Regions from separate parts of the Homo sapiens genome. Here region 2 is linked to region 1. Evidence: chromatin loops called from intact Hi-C (ENCODE). Cell type or tissue: heart left ventricle. All regions are shown on one strand.

Evidence for each region. Peaks named below come from ENCODE experiments on the same cell type or tissue, not always from the same donor. Only the 100,000 strongest peaks of a DNase experiment are listed, where the experiment ranks them.
Region 2: a loop joins it to region 1, with 7 times the contacts of the local background. A loop is called at or near these places in 88 of 110 quality-filtered maps.

Annotation. Positions count from the first base shown.
Region 1 is chr18:61,632,158-61,640,157 of GRCh38, forward strand. No RefSeq gene overlaps it. Among named protein-coding and RNA genes, the nearest start is that of LINC01544, 110 kb to the right of the region's middle. RefSeq lists an enhancer at 3,754-3,803. In heart left ventricle, a CTCF peak has its summit at 3,834 (motif pointing right); a DNase peak (open chromatin) is centred at 3,834; H3K27ac peaks cover 1,194 bases.
Region 2 is chr18:61,898,263-61,906,262 of GRCh38, forward strand. LOC105372159 (a long non-coding RNA gene) reads left to right here. Exons shown (of 3, transcript XR_935562.3): 2 at 3,201-3,372; 3 at 6,933-7,354. LOC112268209 (a long non-coding RNA gene) reads right to left here. Exons shown (of 3, transcript XR_002958202.1): 2 at 2,816-2,957. Among named protein-coding and RNA genes, the nearest start is that of RNF152, 9.3 kb to the left of the region's middle. In heart left ventricle, a CTCF peak has its summit at 3,303 (motif pointing left); no DNase peak of the experiment used is centred here.

The sequences.
Region 1 (8,000 bases):
CTAGATGTCTGGGGGAGTAAGTGGCTGCTTGCTTTGCTGGCATTCATGGCTGAATTCTACAACTAGTGTAAACTATTATCTGGTCTTTCTTGGTTTGGGCACTGCTTGGGTGCCACATTCTGGCTTACCCCGACACCCCCCAAATTAACTCAATCCTCACTACTTTAGACCCCTCAGCCCCGGCCCATCCTCCACTCAGCCTGCCATCCTGGTGGTCCTCTGCTCCCAAAGACCTCCACCAATTCCAGCCTCAATCCTGAAATCCCTTCCACCCGCCAACGGCAGGCTCGGGGAAAGCCCCATGGCTCTCAGCTCAGCATCCATGCGATGTGGGATGTGCAGGCAGCCCAGGATCATTCCACCCTGGGCCTCTCTCTGTAGTGAGAGTACATTTGGCATGGCTGCCTCCCAGGTTGAGCTGTGCAGGTCTGAGAACTGATCCAGAGAGATTTTCAATATCCTAAGGAGTATCTTGGTTTAGAAGAGCCCTTCCTCTGCCCTTGGCTTTTTCCTTCCCCTCTACTTGAGCCAAAGACAAATAAAGCCCAAATCTGGGCACACACAACCCATTCTGGTCTACCTCCTTCTCCAAGACTGTTCACAATCCCCTTGGGCCAGAAGAGTCGACTTTCTCCCCTTCTATCACCTGGCGACACATCTCAAGCTTTCACTCTGATACCACGTCTACTCTCCCCAGCAGAACTATGTGAGCTGGGTTACCCAGGATTGGCCTTCCTATGTTAAGGTGTAGGGGGTGGGATGGAGTGGGAGATTAATTGGAAAAAATCTTAATTATCTTTCACACATCAGAATCTAAATGCTGTCTTGTCTTTCTCTGCATTCACACTGTAATTCACCAAATCCCCCAGTGCTGCACATCCCTTTTTCCAAGGCAAATTGGTCTGGGGCCAACTAGGTAAAAGGCGTGGCTCTCAGAAAGGTAAAATAAATGTGCATTAATACTTATCAAAACATTGTCCTTTACCTCATTAAAAGAAAAAACTTTTGACAAATTAAATTTAACAGAGTTTATTTGCGCAAAGAATGATTCGAGAATCGGGCAGCCTTCAGGACCCTTAGAAGTTCTGACAGCTGCTGTCCTTAAGCTGGGGCATTTATAGACAGAAAATGGAAGTGAGATACAGAATCCACTCAATTGGTTACAGCTCTGTGTTTGCCTTAACTGGGCATGATCTGTCTGATCAGTTGGCAGCCTGTGATTGGCTGAGACTCAGCTAGATGTTACAAAAAATATACTCCTAAATTAGGCTTTCAGTTTGCTTATGTACTAAGTTAAGTTGCAATTCATTATATAGGGACTCACGGTATAAGGGCAACCTCAGGCCAAATTTAGTTTAATTTAAATTATATACATACGCATTATTTGATGGTAGTATTTAGCAGTTAAGAATATTTAAAAACTCTAGCTAGTTTTGAGTACTCAAGTGTAAACCATAATGTATCATTTTTTTAGATTAAAAAGTGTATTTTGGCCAGGCACAGTGGCTCACTCCTGTAATCCCAGCACTTTAGGAGGCCAAGGAGGGTGGATCACCTGAGGTCAGGAGTTTGAGACCAGCCTGGCCAACATGGTGAAACCCCATCTCTATTAAAAATACAAAAAATTAGCGGAGCATGATGGCGGACGCCTTTAATCGCAGGTACTTGGGAGGCTGAGGCAGGAAAATCACTTGAACATGGAAGGCGGAGGTTGCAGTGAGCTGAGATTGCACCACTGCATTCCAGACTGGGCAACAAGAGCGAAACTCCATCTCAAAAAAAAAAAAAAAAAAAAAGTGCATTTTATTTTGCTAACAGCAGATGCTTTTGCATTGTGACAAAATATAGACACATATAAATGAGAGACATTTAATGGAAGAGTCCATGAGAGAGCTCAGGAACCAGACAGCCTGGATTCAAATACTGACTCTGCCAGTTCCCCTGGGTGAGTTACATATTCTCAGCCTTACTTTCCTTGTCTGTAAAATGGGAGAGAGAGTTTATAGGGTGCTTGTGACAAACAGGCAAAATAATACATACAAAATATATAGAACAGTGCCCTGCACATAGTAAAAACATGATAGTGTTCTCTGTTCATGTGTAATTACAATAATGTAATTACGATATAAATCTGACTCTCATACAGCTCTCAGTAAATATGGACTAAGTGCTGTGCTAAGGATTAAAAATTCAATATTAAGACAGACACAGTCCCTGCCCTTATGTGCTTATCAGAGCTGAAGATAAAGACCCTCTCTGGCTCATTGTACATAGACAAGATCAAGATGTTCTCTCTTAGGGAATTCCTCAGTTACCCAAGACTTTCTGGCTTCCCAGATGCCATTCAGGCCACCCAGTCTGAATTTCACCTCAGTTGGCATGTGTTTCTTTTGCCAACCCTATTTATTTATTTTTGAGATAGAGTCTTTCTCTGTTGCTCGGCTAGAGTGCAGTAGTATGATCATTGTTCACTACGCCATTGACCTCCTGGATTCAAGCAATTCTCCTGCCTCAGCCCCCCAAGTAGCTGGGACTGCAGGAGCATTCCACCATGTCCAGCTAATATTTTATTTTTTTGTAGAGATGGGTCTCACTGTGTTACCCAGGCTGGTCTTGAACTCCTGAGCTCAAGCAACGCTCCTGCCTCAGCCTCCCGAAGTGCTGGGATTACAGGCACAAGCCACCATGCCTGGCCTGCCAACCCTATTTAATCAATCGGCATTCTAGCTATTCACAACTGTTCATACATCCAGTCTTTGGTTCTGTTGGGGCTCAAAAAAACATTACCCCAAAGTATGGTGCTTTGGCACGCTGAGTACTTTGAACTAAAGGAGGAGATTGGAAGGCCTCAGACGTGGCCTCAGAAGCAGTCTCTCCTCTGATCTTCTCCTGTCTTCTTTCTCCCCCTGAAGCAAATCATAGAAACCAAAATCCCCCTTCTCCAAGGTGGGTTCTTGTTCCCTGAACATTGCTGTTATCCTGTTCTTTTTTCAGGGTGCCCAGATTTCATATTGTTCAAACACACATGCTCTATAATTTGTGCAGTTAACGCAATCATCACGGAGTCATGAGGCAACATACATCCTCCTCAGCTTATAAAATGACAGGATTAAGAGATTAAAATAAAGACAGGCATGGGAAATCACAAGGGTATTGATTGGGGAAGTGACAAGTGTCCATGAAATCTTCACGATTTATGTTCAGAGATTGCAGTAAAGACAGGCATAAGAAATTATAAAAGTATTAATTTGGGGAACTAATAAATGTCCATGAAATCTTCACAATCCACGTTCTTCTGCCATGGCTTCAGCCGGTCCCTCCGTTCGGGGTCCCTGACTTCCCGCAACAGTGGGTCATAAAGCTAAGATCCCTCTTCCCCAAAGCAAGCCATAAAGTCTGAAAAGGTCACTCTTTCCCTTCTTCCCTTTCTCTTTCCAGAAAGATTCTGCCCCATACGGGGGAGAAAGCCTACATAGAGAGGCCAAAAAGAGTCTGGACATACCTGGCTGGGTCCCCCTGCCTCGGTCTATCGCCATTAGATCACACCCCTTGTCCACTCACATTTTGACATAGTTGTCCACTCTTCATGGAACGTAAGCATACAAATAGATGGTTTTCTCTGGGTCTTTGGGTCTTCATTTGTGAAGGCTCTTGCGCTATGTAAAACTTTGATTCAAATAATTTGTTACACTTTCCTCTTGTTAACCTGTCTTTTCCTATAGGAGTGTCAGCTGTGCCCCTTATGATGGGTAAGAAAATGTATCACACCTTTCCACCCCTAGTTTTCTCCAGGTGTGTGGGCAGCCCTGGGGCTGCGTTCTTCCATCAAGAAAACACAAGGGGGCGGTAGTGGCACTTGGGCTTGACGGTGGTGGGACTTAAAATTGAGTCCTAGAAGAGAAAAATAAAAATGATAGAAGGCAAAGATGGAAGAAGAGAAGGAGCAAAGATGAAAGAAGAGAAGGAGCAAGGAAAAGAAGTGTGGTGTGAAAAGAGCCAAGAACACATTTTAATGTTTTTCCCAGAGCCGTACTCCCTCCCCAGCGTGAAACAGTGCAAAGCATGGAATTAATCCACTCCAGTGCATTGTGGGGAAGAAGGTTTGAAGTGAAGGGAGCAGGGAAAGGCCCTTGCAGGCTGAAGCCCTGTAGAAGAGGGCTGGGCTAAGCAGCCTCTGGGGAAGGGGGGCACTTAGGGCCCAGACCAGCTGGCCTGCTGTTTCTTTCCACAGGCCCCAGGGTGCAACCAGCTTCTCTCACCTTAAGAGATTTCCCTGGCTTCTGAGCCAGCTGTCCCCAGCTACCACGCCCCACCCAGCCCCAGGCAAACACACGGTACATTTTCTTCTCTGAGATTTACTACCAGGAAACAGATTAAAAGGCAACAAAAATAAGCAGAGGGTGAATTACCCAGGTTAAAGGCAATCTTGTGCAGCTCCTGTGGACAGACCTCTAGTTCTTATTTTCTTTTAAAAACTAGATTGGATTGAATGCTTTGTCTTTTTTCTGAGAGAGCTAAGGTGACCAAATGTCCAGGTTTGCCCAGGTGTGAGGAGATTCCTGGAATTCAGGACTTTGAGTGCTAACCCTGGGAGAGTCCTGGTCAACTGGGAAGAGTTGGTCATCGACAGAGAGCTCAAACAGGCCCCTCCTCACCTCCAGACCAAGCTTCTGAATGAAGCTTTGCGGAAATCTCTACCAGTCAGGGCTGAACCAAGCATGGGAGTTCCTATTGGTCTCAAGTGGGCAATTTTCATCTTCAAGACCTTTACCAGGGAACCACTGGGTAGGGGCTCCAGTCTCCCCAGATGCCACACGATGTGCATTCCCCTGTGCCTGTTTCCTTACCAAAGCAGGAAGAAGTAGGATGGGATTTCTGTCTGGGAGCTCCTCTGGCCATTTTTTAGGGAGTGGTTACTTTTCTCCAGATCAGGGGACTCTCCCGTCCCCCGCTCAAAAGCATTTTTATTTTATAAACAAAGTTAAGCAGAGTTCCTTGCTGCAGGCCCTCCACTATGGCAGTGTATGAACACCATGCATTTTCTAGAGGAGCAGACTGGTTGCAGCACCTCCCAAACTATTCAATCACTGAATTTCCTCCCTTTTCTTTAAGAAACCTGCGTTCTGAAGAGCACACATGCTCCTGGAACCTTTGTTTGATCCCACTTAAGCAGCTTTGGGACCTCCCCTAGTGCTACCCAGTGCTGTTTTCATAAAAGAATCAAGCAGAGGACTGAGGGCTTTTCACTGAGATGGACCCAGCGCCACTGGCCGTGCCAAGCGTGCGCAGCAGGTGTGCGTGTGTGTGCGCTTGCTGGCAGGCGGCCCTCTGCAGGCAGTTCTTTGCACCTCAAGCCAGGTTGCATATGCCATCTCTGCTGGCTTGGGGAGAGCTATTTAAAGTCTCTCTAAAGGCCAGTAAGCCTGCATGACTTCTCACACTTCCTAAAAATGCAGGGTCCGAATGGTGCAAATTCCAGCCAATACAGCTCTTGGGTCATCCCCTTGTGTGCCAGCATATGTAGGACTCACATCAAGTTACTGTAAACAGATGGCATGTTTGTTACAGTCTTGCTTAAATGTACCAGTATATATGCACATTTTGTTTGCTAGTAGCTTGGAAGACTTGAGTTGATTAATTAAAAGCAACACATACTTAATAGTTGTGTTTTTTTCAAATGATACATTTGGTTTTTGTAATTTTTTTAAATGGAAAAAAAAAAACCCAACAAGGCCTGATTTATATACTGAAAAGAGGTTCTTTCCCAGTAAATTAGGAAAAGTAGTTTGCATTCCTGAACTTATTTATTTTCCCCTGTAGCTAATGTTGCTTGTTATTCTAAACTGAGTGGGGATGCTAAGAAAGAAAAAGCATTGCCCTCCTGTAGAGCATGTGTCACCTGTAAATTTCCATGAGACAGTGGTGCCTCTAATCTCTGAATTCAATTCCACCAGAGCAAATTGACTTTCACCGAGGTGACTTTGAAGCCAAGTCATTTTGCAGGTTCAAGAAGTAAACTCTGCCAGCCACACCACTGAGCCCACTGGCCAGGGTGCCGCCTGCAAAGCCCCACCTTCCACCACACCCTCCCTTCAGTACTGGTTCCACTGAGCTAGTCACCAAAACAAAACAAGTTGTTTAATTAAAAGATTTCCAGCTCCTTATTTCCCAAGTGCAACAGAATGGGAAAGTGTCCCTGCTGTAATGTAAATAATGGAAATCAGTCTTCTACACATCCTGGTGAGGGAAATTTCTCGTAGAAGAGTTGCCAGCCTTTCCAATACAGCACTTTGGGCTGAAACTCACACATATGTGCTATTGAAGTTGAATTCTGGCAAGTGCTATTCCTGGTATTTATTTGAAAGAAGCCAAGTACTTAAATGGAGTTAAAACAAAACGGGCTTTTTACTCTCTTCCCTGCAACCTGCAACCCTTGGCTTCCTCTTCTCTGAGTTTTGTTTGGATTTTTAAAAATTGACTACACCCCTTAAGAAATACCCCCCTCCGGAGTCAACTGGTCTCCAGTTGGCACTGGAAATGCTGAAATATCAAAAAGATGGTTGAAACTGTCTAAAGGGCAGCTTCCTGAGAAAAAATTAACCTTCCTTGGATTCCTCTCCAGGTTTTAGGCCAATTGAGGTCATCTTTGAAAGAACAACCTGTCCACCCTTTCCACCTGCAAAAGAGGGTGGTCCCTACCAACAGCTCACATGACTGACTATGGCAGCCACACTCAGGGCCTGGCACTTGCTGGGCCCAGAGAAAGTTGATTGGGGTTAAGATGGCCTGAGCGGTTTCAAGTCAGAGTGTGAGGCAGCTAGGAGGGGCCTCGGAGAAGACCAATTCCCACACTTTCCTCAAGAAGAAGCAGAGGCCTGAGGCCATGCATCTAGCCAGTTGTGGGAAGGGGAGGAAAGGGGATGCTTACACCTGTCAATTCATCTTTGGACCACCAAACCTTCCCCACCTCCACGTCAGCCAAGCTTGGGTCTCTTTCATGGAGCCAGGGAGGGGCAGTGGGAAGGAGACCTAAGGGCTAAAAAGACAAACTGGTCTTCCAAATATCAACCTGCCGTGTGGGATGAGGAGAGGCAGAAACAGGCATGATTGTAGGCTTGAGGAATGTGTTTTCCCTGCCTTCTCACCTTCCTTCTCATTTTATTTTTCCTTTTGGACTTCATGTGCAAACGTTCAAATTAATCATACTCCTTGGATCGTGGTCCTTTGTCATCTTGGTCTTCTCAATGCCTCCTCTTGCTTAGTTTTATTTATTTTTAATTTATTATTATTTTGCTTAAGCATACTCTGAGATATTTTTAATTATATATATATTTTATATATATATAATATATATATAATGAGACGGGGTCTCACTCTGTCACCCAGGCTGAAGTAGTGGTACAATTATAGCTCATTGCAGCCTCAAACTCCTGGACTCAAGCAATGCTCCTCTCTCAGCCTCCCAAAGTGCTGAGATTATAGGTGTGAGCCACCGTGTCTGGCTGCTTTATTTTGTTAATGGAAAAATCAAACCCTGTAAAATATTTTAACAAGGTTTATTCTGATCCAGTCTGAGTGACCATAGCCTAGGGAAACACAGTCTCAAGGAGTCCTGAGAAAGTGTGCCCAAGGTGGTTAGATTACAGTTTGGTTTTGTACATTTCAGGGAGGCAGGAGTTACAGGCAAAGACATAAATCAATATAGGGAAGGTACCCATTGGTTTTGCCCCAAAAGGCAGGATATCTCAAAGCAGGGGGCTTACAAGTCATAGGTGAATTCTGATATTCAGATATCCTTTAATTGGCAATCAGTTAAAGGAACAAAAGTTTGTCTAAAAACTTGGAGTTAACAGAAAGGGATGTTTAAGTTAAAATAATGATGTCAGAGCCAGCCACAATATGACCTGTTTAGCAACACCAGTGGCCTTCGGGCATAATTTAACTTGTGCCTTGCCTGGTCCTAGGTCTTGTTTATGATTTGGTATCTTACAGCCACAAAG
Region 2 (8,000 bases), 270 kb after region 1:
ATCACGAGGTCAGGAGATCGAGACCATCCCGGCTAACACGGTGAAACCCCGTCTCTACTAAAAATACAAAAAATTAGCCGGGCGAGGTGGCGGGCGCCTGCAGTCCCAGCTACTCGGGAGGCTGAGGCGGGAGAATGGCGTGAACCCGGGAGGCGGAGCTTGCAGTGAGCGGAGCTCACACCACTGCACTCCAGCCTGGGCGACAGAGCGAGACTCTGTCTCAAAAAAAAAAAAAAAGAAAAGAAAAAAGAAAAAAAAAGAATAGAAAAAAGAAAAAGAAAAAGAAAAAGTGGGGGTGGGGCATTATGAAGTCTGTGTGTTGGGGGGGAAATTTTAGATCAGTGGCCAGGGAGGGCCTCCCTGAGGAGGCATTTTCTGAGCTGAAAACTGCAGGAAGAAAAGCACAGTGTCATGCCAGTAAATAGGGAAAGCCTGTTGCCATCATCAGAGGGAACAAGTGGGGGGTGTCTGCACTTCCCCGCGGGCAAAGGTCGAGATGCTGGAACTGGGTTACAGGGACAGTCAGATCTATAACATTGATTGATGCTGAGTCACCTGAGGTTGTATTAGAGTTGCTTACATTGGGGCAGGGATGAGTTCTTCATCTTTGTACCTGCAGCATGGAGCACAGGTGCCCAATAAATGTTTATTGAGCTGAGCCCTTAAATCTCCCAGAACCTGGCATGGAGCTGAGATTAATGTGATCCCATAATACCCAGGGCAGCCCTTCTGTCGGGGATGACACTTTCACAAAAGAATGTGATGATCTCTTCAGTCGCTTTTCATTACTGTCTTCCTGATCTGGGAGGGCAGAGATCATCTTTCAACTTGTATCCTCAGCACCTAACACGCTAAGAAGAAGGCGGACAGTGGGGCAAGAAGGCAGAGAGAGAGAGAAATCGGGAGGAGGAAACAAGCAAACCCTATTCAGTGCTTGATTATCACTACAGATCCTAATCCAGTCCAATACTGAGAGTGACTTTTCTACTCAACGTGTTTGAATTTTACATGTTAAAATTGCACCTTGAAACTGAATTAGGGTGGTAGTTGCACAACCCAGTAAATCTACTAAAAATCATTGAATTCTACACTTAACACGAGTGGATTTTATGGTATGTAAATTATACCTCAATAAACTGTTTAAAAGCATTGAAGTGGGATCCCATGTTTAGACAATTTTCACAAGCTGTCAATAATAAGCCACAAAGTCGTCTTTAACCGAACACGTTATCATCCTTCCTAATAGATGTTTAAAATTTGCAGACCAAATTGATCTGCCAATTTACTTTTCCCTTATGTGATATTAGCCACCTTAAAGTATATATAGTCTTAAAAAGTCTAAGAAGTCTTAAAGTTAGGCCAGGCATGGTGGCTCACACCTGTAATCCTATCACATTGGGAGGCCAAGGCAGGTGGATCACCTGAGACCAGGAGTTCGAGACCAGCCTGGCCAACATGGTAAAACCCCGTCTCTACTGAAAATGTAAAAATTAGCCAGGTGTGGTGGCATGTGCCTGTAATCCCAGCTACCAGGGAGGCTGAGGCAGGAGAATGGCTGGAACCTGGGAGGCTAAGGCTGCAGTGAGCCGAGATCACACCACTGCACTCCAGCCTGGGCAACAGAGCGAGACTCCATCTCAAAAAAAAAAAAAACAAAAAAAAGTCTTAAAGTTTATTTAGCCTCAAAAAGTTTACTAGTAATGATTGCTTAATATAGTGCACACTTCAAAACTGTTCTTATTTTGGGGCCCTATATAAACCAATCCCACAGACTTCTTATTCTGGTAAGATGTTCTGGATGCAAAAGGTATTAATTTGACATATTGTCTAATCTCTTTCCTATTTAGAGCCCAGTGCTACTTAGGACAATGAAACTTCATCTAGAACAAAATACTGAAGTATTTTGGAAACCTCAAAAGATTTGAATAGGAAATAATCCAAATTGCTTTTCTAAAAGTAGTGGTGGATTGAACAAAGCCATCTCTATTTTCTTTCTTTCTTTTTTTTTTTTTTTTTTTTGGGTTTTGAGATGGAGTCTCCCTCTGTCGCCCAGGCTGGAGTGCAGTGGCGCAATCTTGGCCTTCTGGGTTCAAGCAATTCTCCTGCCTTAGCTTCCTGAGTAGCTGGGATTACAGGCATGTGCCACGACGCCGGGCTAATTTTTGTGTTTTTAATAGAGATGGGGTTTCACCAGTTGACCAGGCTGGTCTCGAACTCCTGACCTCAAGTGACCCACCCACCTCAAGTGATCCTAAAGTGCTAGGATTACAGGCGTGAGTCAACACACCCCGCCTCTCTATTTTTTTAACCTCATCTTCGATATGCACAACACACATTCCAAAACAGTTGGCTAGAATGATGTGACCATTGCCAAGGGCGATGGTCGGTCACCATGCAACATGTTTAACAACCTGCAGGCGCAGACCTCCACCTATCATTTTGGGCAATGACCATACACAATCAGTATGGCCTTTATGGTGTGTGTCCTGGCTAAACATCAGCTCAGACTATGATGCCAAAGTCCTCTGGACACCCTCCTAAGCAGCAGGTATCTGCTGTGTTCTTATCATGTTTGTGCAGTTCGGGGTTGAGTAAGATCCTCACATCCACTAGCAAATTGCTGGTGTCTTTGCTATAAGTACGATAGAGGAGAATCATCATACACTGAGCTCCATTCCTTGTACAATCAACACAAGACAGTGTTCGCCCTCCCTAATGGATTGGAGTGACCACATGTGATCAGCCAGGGAAGGGTTGGATGTGGAGCTCCCCTCTCACCCCACTGTCTGCCACCTCCACCATCTGTCCTACTCACCTTCCCTCCAGGTCACCTTCTGTCACCCATGCGGTTCCAACTGTCCTCCTTATCTTTCCTTTCCATTGGCTATCAGGTTCCTGGCATCCACTTGGCCCCTCCCCTCCTGCTGCTCCAGCTGCCAGATCATGGAATGGTGCCACTTTGAGAAAGGAGAAAAGGAACAAAAGAGCCAGGAGGTCCCACCACTGTTTTTTGAGACCCCCAAGTCTGAATCCAATGTCTTGCCCTCTGCTGGTCTGCAGAATCTGGCTCCAGTTTCTCCAGGATCTATTCTTCTGTAATCCACCTGCACCTCATCCAAGTGGACCTAGCACCCCTGTACCTGCCCCAGGTCCAGACCTAGCTTCACGCAGTTCTTCCTCCCCACTGTCTCTGCTTTCAGCCACTGCGCCTGCCCTCATCATTCAAACTCAAGGAATCCAAACGTCTGTTTCTGCTGCACCTGGATCTAGGGGCTCAAGTCAGTCCACCCTCTAGTGGTCAAGAAGAGAAGTGGCAGCCTCTGCACATCAGCCAGGTCAGACCTTGAGGAGGTCAGCACAGGGAAATGCCAAGTAAGACGTGTCTCCACAAACCCACCTCCTCTGATTCTAACTGCAGTGTTTCTCCTCTGCTGTTCCTTCCCTGCCTTCCCAGTGGGTGAAGTGTGCTGGGAGAGGGCATGGAGTAAAGACCCCTTGCTCATTTCTCAACCCTTTTCCTTCTATCTCCACAACTCCTTAAATGTTCACAGCAGATTTGATTGTTTTAAAGGACACAAATTATTCTGCTACAGGACAAGGGAACTTCAGGATAGCAACCATATCCAAAATTAATAGATTACTATAATTTCTTTTTTATTGGCAAACATTTATTGAGTGTATGTACCAGATTGTGTGTGTGTTTCCATACGTGTCCTTGCAAGAACACTAGAAGTAATATGATTATCCTCACGTTACAGATGAGAAAACAAATGCCTAGAGAATTTAAGCATCTTTCCCAATATGATGTAACCAGTAAATGGTGAACGTGGACTTGACTCAGGTCTGCCGAACCCAAAGCTATTTCCCCTAATTGCTGCACTGCTTCCTCCCATAGACCAAAGTATACAGGCAATTGCACTTGATTTGCCTTAAAATGCATCTCAGTCTCTTCCAAGCCATTCCTATTTTAGCTCAGGGTGCCTGACACTGCGGCTCACAGTACTTTAGGACCCCATATCTCCCCCATGATTTCAAGTCAATCTGCTCCTCCTTATCCTCACTCTCACAGCTCCTTTGTACCTTTCCTTATGCAGCAGCGCAACCCACATTTGTACTTGTCAATCCCAAAAGATACAGTAATTTCAAAGTTTCTGGGGCATTTATGTCTCTGCCTCTCACCTTGACCTTCTCCCCTTCAAAGCTCACTCAAATTTCCCCAACCAGATTCATTTTTACCTTCTTTGCACTCTTATAACACATTGTTTGTTGTTTTATTTTGCACTTGCATTCTGCTTTATCTCATAGTTAGCTGTTCACACATTTGTAATGGTCAGTAGATCCTGAGCTGTTATTTTTCCATCTCATCCACCCATGCACACCCACACCCCACAGCATCATGCAGAATAAAGTGTTCATGCTCTGCATGCATTCAGTGCTTAATAAATGTTCATTTAAAATGGTCCGGGCACAGTGGCTCCTGCCTGTAATCCCAGCACTTTGGGAGGCAGAGGTAGGTGGACCACCTAAGGTCAGGAGTTCAAGACCAGCCTGGCCAACATATAAAAATACGCAAATTAGCTGGGTGTGGTGTTGAGTGCCTATAATCCCAGCTACTTGGGAGGCTGAGGTGGGAGCATCACTTGAGCCCGGGAGGTAGAGGTTGCAGTGAGCCGAGATCACGTCACTGCACTCTAGCCTGGGGAAGAGAGTGAGACTCCGTCGTAAAAAAAAAAAAAAAAAAAAAAAAAGTTCATTTAAAAATGACCAGTCAGTACTTTCTATTTTCTCTTCCAGAGTCATGTTTCCTATAGCCCCTCTAGGAGAATTATCCCTAAATTGTCTCTTCACAAATCTGTTACAACTCAGTTGCTCCAGGCTCCATGTAATTCCAGCTCCTTGGGAGCCTGAGGTGGGAGAATCGCTTGAGCCCAGGAGGTAGAGGTTGCAGTGACCCACTGTGCTCTAGTCTGGGCTGGGCAACAGAGTGAGACTTTGTCTTAAAAAAAAAATCATTTAAATTTTCTCCCATGTTGTAGGTTGCCTGTTCACTCTGATGGTAGTTTCTTTTGCTGTGCAGAAGCTCTTTAGTTTAATTACATCCCATTTGTCAATTTTGGCTTTTGTTGCCATTGCTTTTGGTGTTTTGGACATGAAGTCCTTGCCCACGCCTATGTCCTGAATGGTAATGCCTAGGTTTTCTTCTAGGGTTTTTATGGTTTTAGGTCTAACGTTTAAATCTTTAATCCATCTTGAATTGATTTTTGTATAAGGTGTAAGGAAGGGACATGGATGAAATTGGAAACCATCATTCTCAGTAAACTATCGCAAGAACAAAAAACCAAACACCGCATATTCTCACTCATAGGTGGGAATTGAACAATGAGATCACATGGACACAGGAAGGGGAATATCACACTCTGGGGACTGTGGTGGGGTCGGGGGAGGGGGGAGGGATAGCATTGGGAGATATACCTAATGCTAGATGACACGTTAGTGGGTGCAGCGCACCAGCATGGCACATGTATACATATGTAACTAACCTGCACAATGTGCACATGTACCCTAAAACTTAGAGTATAATAAAAAAAAAAAAAATTAAAAAAAAAAATCATTTAAAATGACCAGTTGGGACTTTCTATTCTCTCTTTCAGAGTCGTGTTTCCTGTAGCCCCTCTAGGGAAATTCTCTCTAAATTGTCTCTTCACAAGTCTATTACAACCCAGTTGATCCAGCTCTGTCAGTGTGAGATTTAGGATTATTTTCCAAATTCATTTAAAACAGAGATTAGAGAAGGGGATGGGTGTGGGTAGGGTAAATGGTTATGACATGTCATGAGAGTTCTCACTCTTGGTTTTAAGGAATATAGACTTCCCAATGCCAATCTTCACCTTATGTTACAAGTTGAATTATTTCCTCTAAAATTCAGATGTTGAAGTTCTAACCCCCAGTACCTCAGAATGTTTGGAGATTAGGGTCTTTACAGAGATCATCGAATTAAGATCAGGTCAGTAAGGTGGGCTCTAATCCTGTAGGACTGATGTTCATATAAGTAGAGGAAATTGGCTGGGCATGGTGGCAGGTGCCTGTAATCCCAGCTACTTGGGAGGCTGAGGCAGGAGATTCACTTGAACCCGCAAGGCAGAGGTTACGGTGAGCCGAGATCATGCCACTGTACTCCAGCCTGGGTGAAAGAGTGAGATTCTGTCTCAAAATAAAATAAATAAATAAGTAGAGGAAATTACGGGCGTAGACAAATACAGAGGGGAGATGATGTGAAGACAGGGAGCAGGCAGCAGTCTGTAAGCCAAGGAGACAGGCCTGGAACAGATCCTTCCCTCACAGCCCTCAGAAGAAACCAATCCTTTTGACACCTTGATTTCAAGGTTCTGGCCTCCAGAACTGTGAGACAATAAATTTCTGCTGTTTAAACTACCCAGTCTGTGGCATTTTATCATGGTAGCCCTACAAGCGAATATGTCCTAGGACGCTTGTTGACACAGAATTGGATTCCACAACCTGCAGCGGTTCTTTATCTAGATGCCATTTATTTTCTGAGTGTTTACCTCCATGGGTAAGCTAAAAAGATAACCAAGAAATTGTGTGTTCTCCCTTTTGGGAGAAGAAAAACAGTAATGATAGCTATTATTATGAAGCATTATTGTGTATGTCAGCAATGAGATGATATTCAGTACAGTAATGTGTATAAATCACTATATTAGGTGCTTTGCAAACATTCTCTCAATTCTCCCAGCCACCTAATTGGGTGCAGGGGGTATTGTTATCCTCAGTTCACAGTTGTGGAAATTGAGGCTCAGAGATATTAATGCAAGTCACCCAGGATTATGCTTCCAGTGAACTTCAAGGCCTGGCTGTGTCCCGTTGGTCGTCTATGTTGCCTTTCCCCATGTGGCATATTCCTTTTTCTGTTCCAGTGTCCTCCCCAACCCAAGTGCCTCAGATGATCCTAACTAGTTATGCAGTAACCTGTGGTGGTCCCATTTCTTGTGCTCATGATTGGTTTAAGGATCGGGATGTGACCAGTATTGGACAATGAGAGATGAGAGGAAGTCGGCTGGAAGGCTTCTAGAAAAAGCATTCCTCACTATCAAAAAGAGATGCGCAAAGCGGCAGCTTCTCTTCTGCTGCTGGATGTTACCGAATCTGCATATGATAGTAGGATGACGGCAGCCACCTTGTAGCAAAGAGCAGAGTTTCCTCCAAGAGAACATTCTACGGGGAGAAGAGGAAACAGCACCAATGACATCACTTTGCCTGAGTTCACAAACCCTACAGGTGCTCCCACCCCCTACATTTTTCCTTGTGTGAGATAATAAATTCCTTATTATTTAAGCCATTTTGTGTTGCCTTCTGCTATTTGCTGCTGAAATCATCTCGATATGCCTTTTCTACCAATATGCTTTGATTTTCCACAGTAAGACCAGTTTTTAGACATCGTATTATTAGAAATAACCTCAGATTCACTGCTATACAGAGTTTCAAAGTTCCAACAGAGAGAAACAACATTTTGCGTGTTTTCTTAAGCTGGTTAAAAAATACATATGATTGGCCATTTTAACCACTTTTAAGTGTCAGTTCAGTGGCATTAAGTATATCTACATTATCATGCAACCATCACCACTATTCATTTCCAGAACTTTTTTTTTTTTTTTTTTTTTTTTTTTGAGATGGAGTTTCACTCTTGTTGCCCAGGCTGGAGTGCAATGGTGCGATCTTGGCTCACTGCAACCTCCCCCTCCCGGGTTCAAGCAATTCTCCCTGTCTCATTCTCCTGAGTACCTGGGGTTACAGGCATGGGCCACCATGCCTGGCTAATTTTTATATTTTTAGTACAGACAGGGTTTTGCCATGTTGGCCAGGCTGGTCTCGAACTCCTGGCCTCAGGTGATCTGCCTGCCTTGGCCTCCCAAAGTACTGGGATTACAGGCATGAGCCACCACGCCTGGCCTCCAGAAATTTTTCATCATCCCAAACTGGAACTC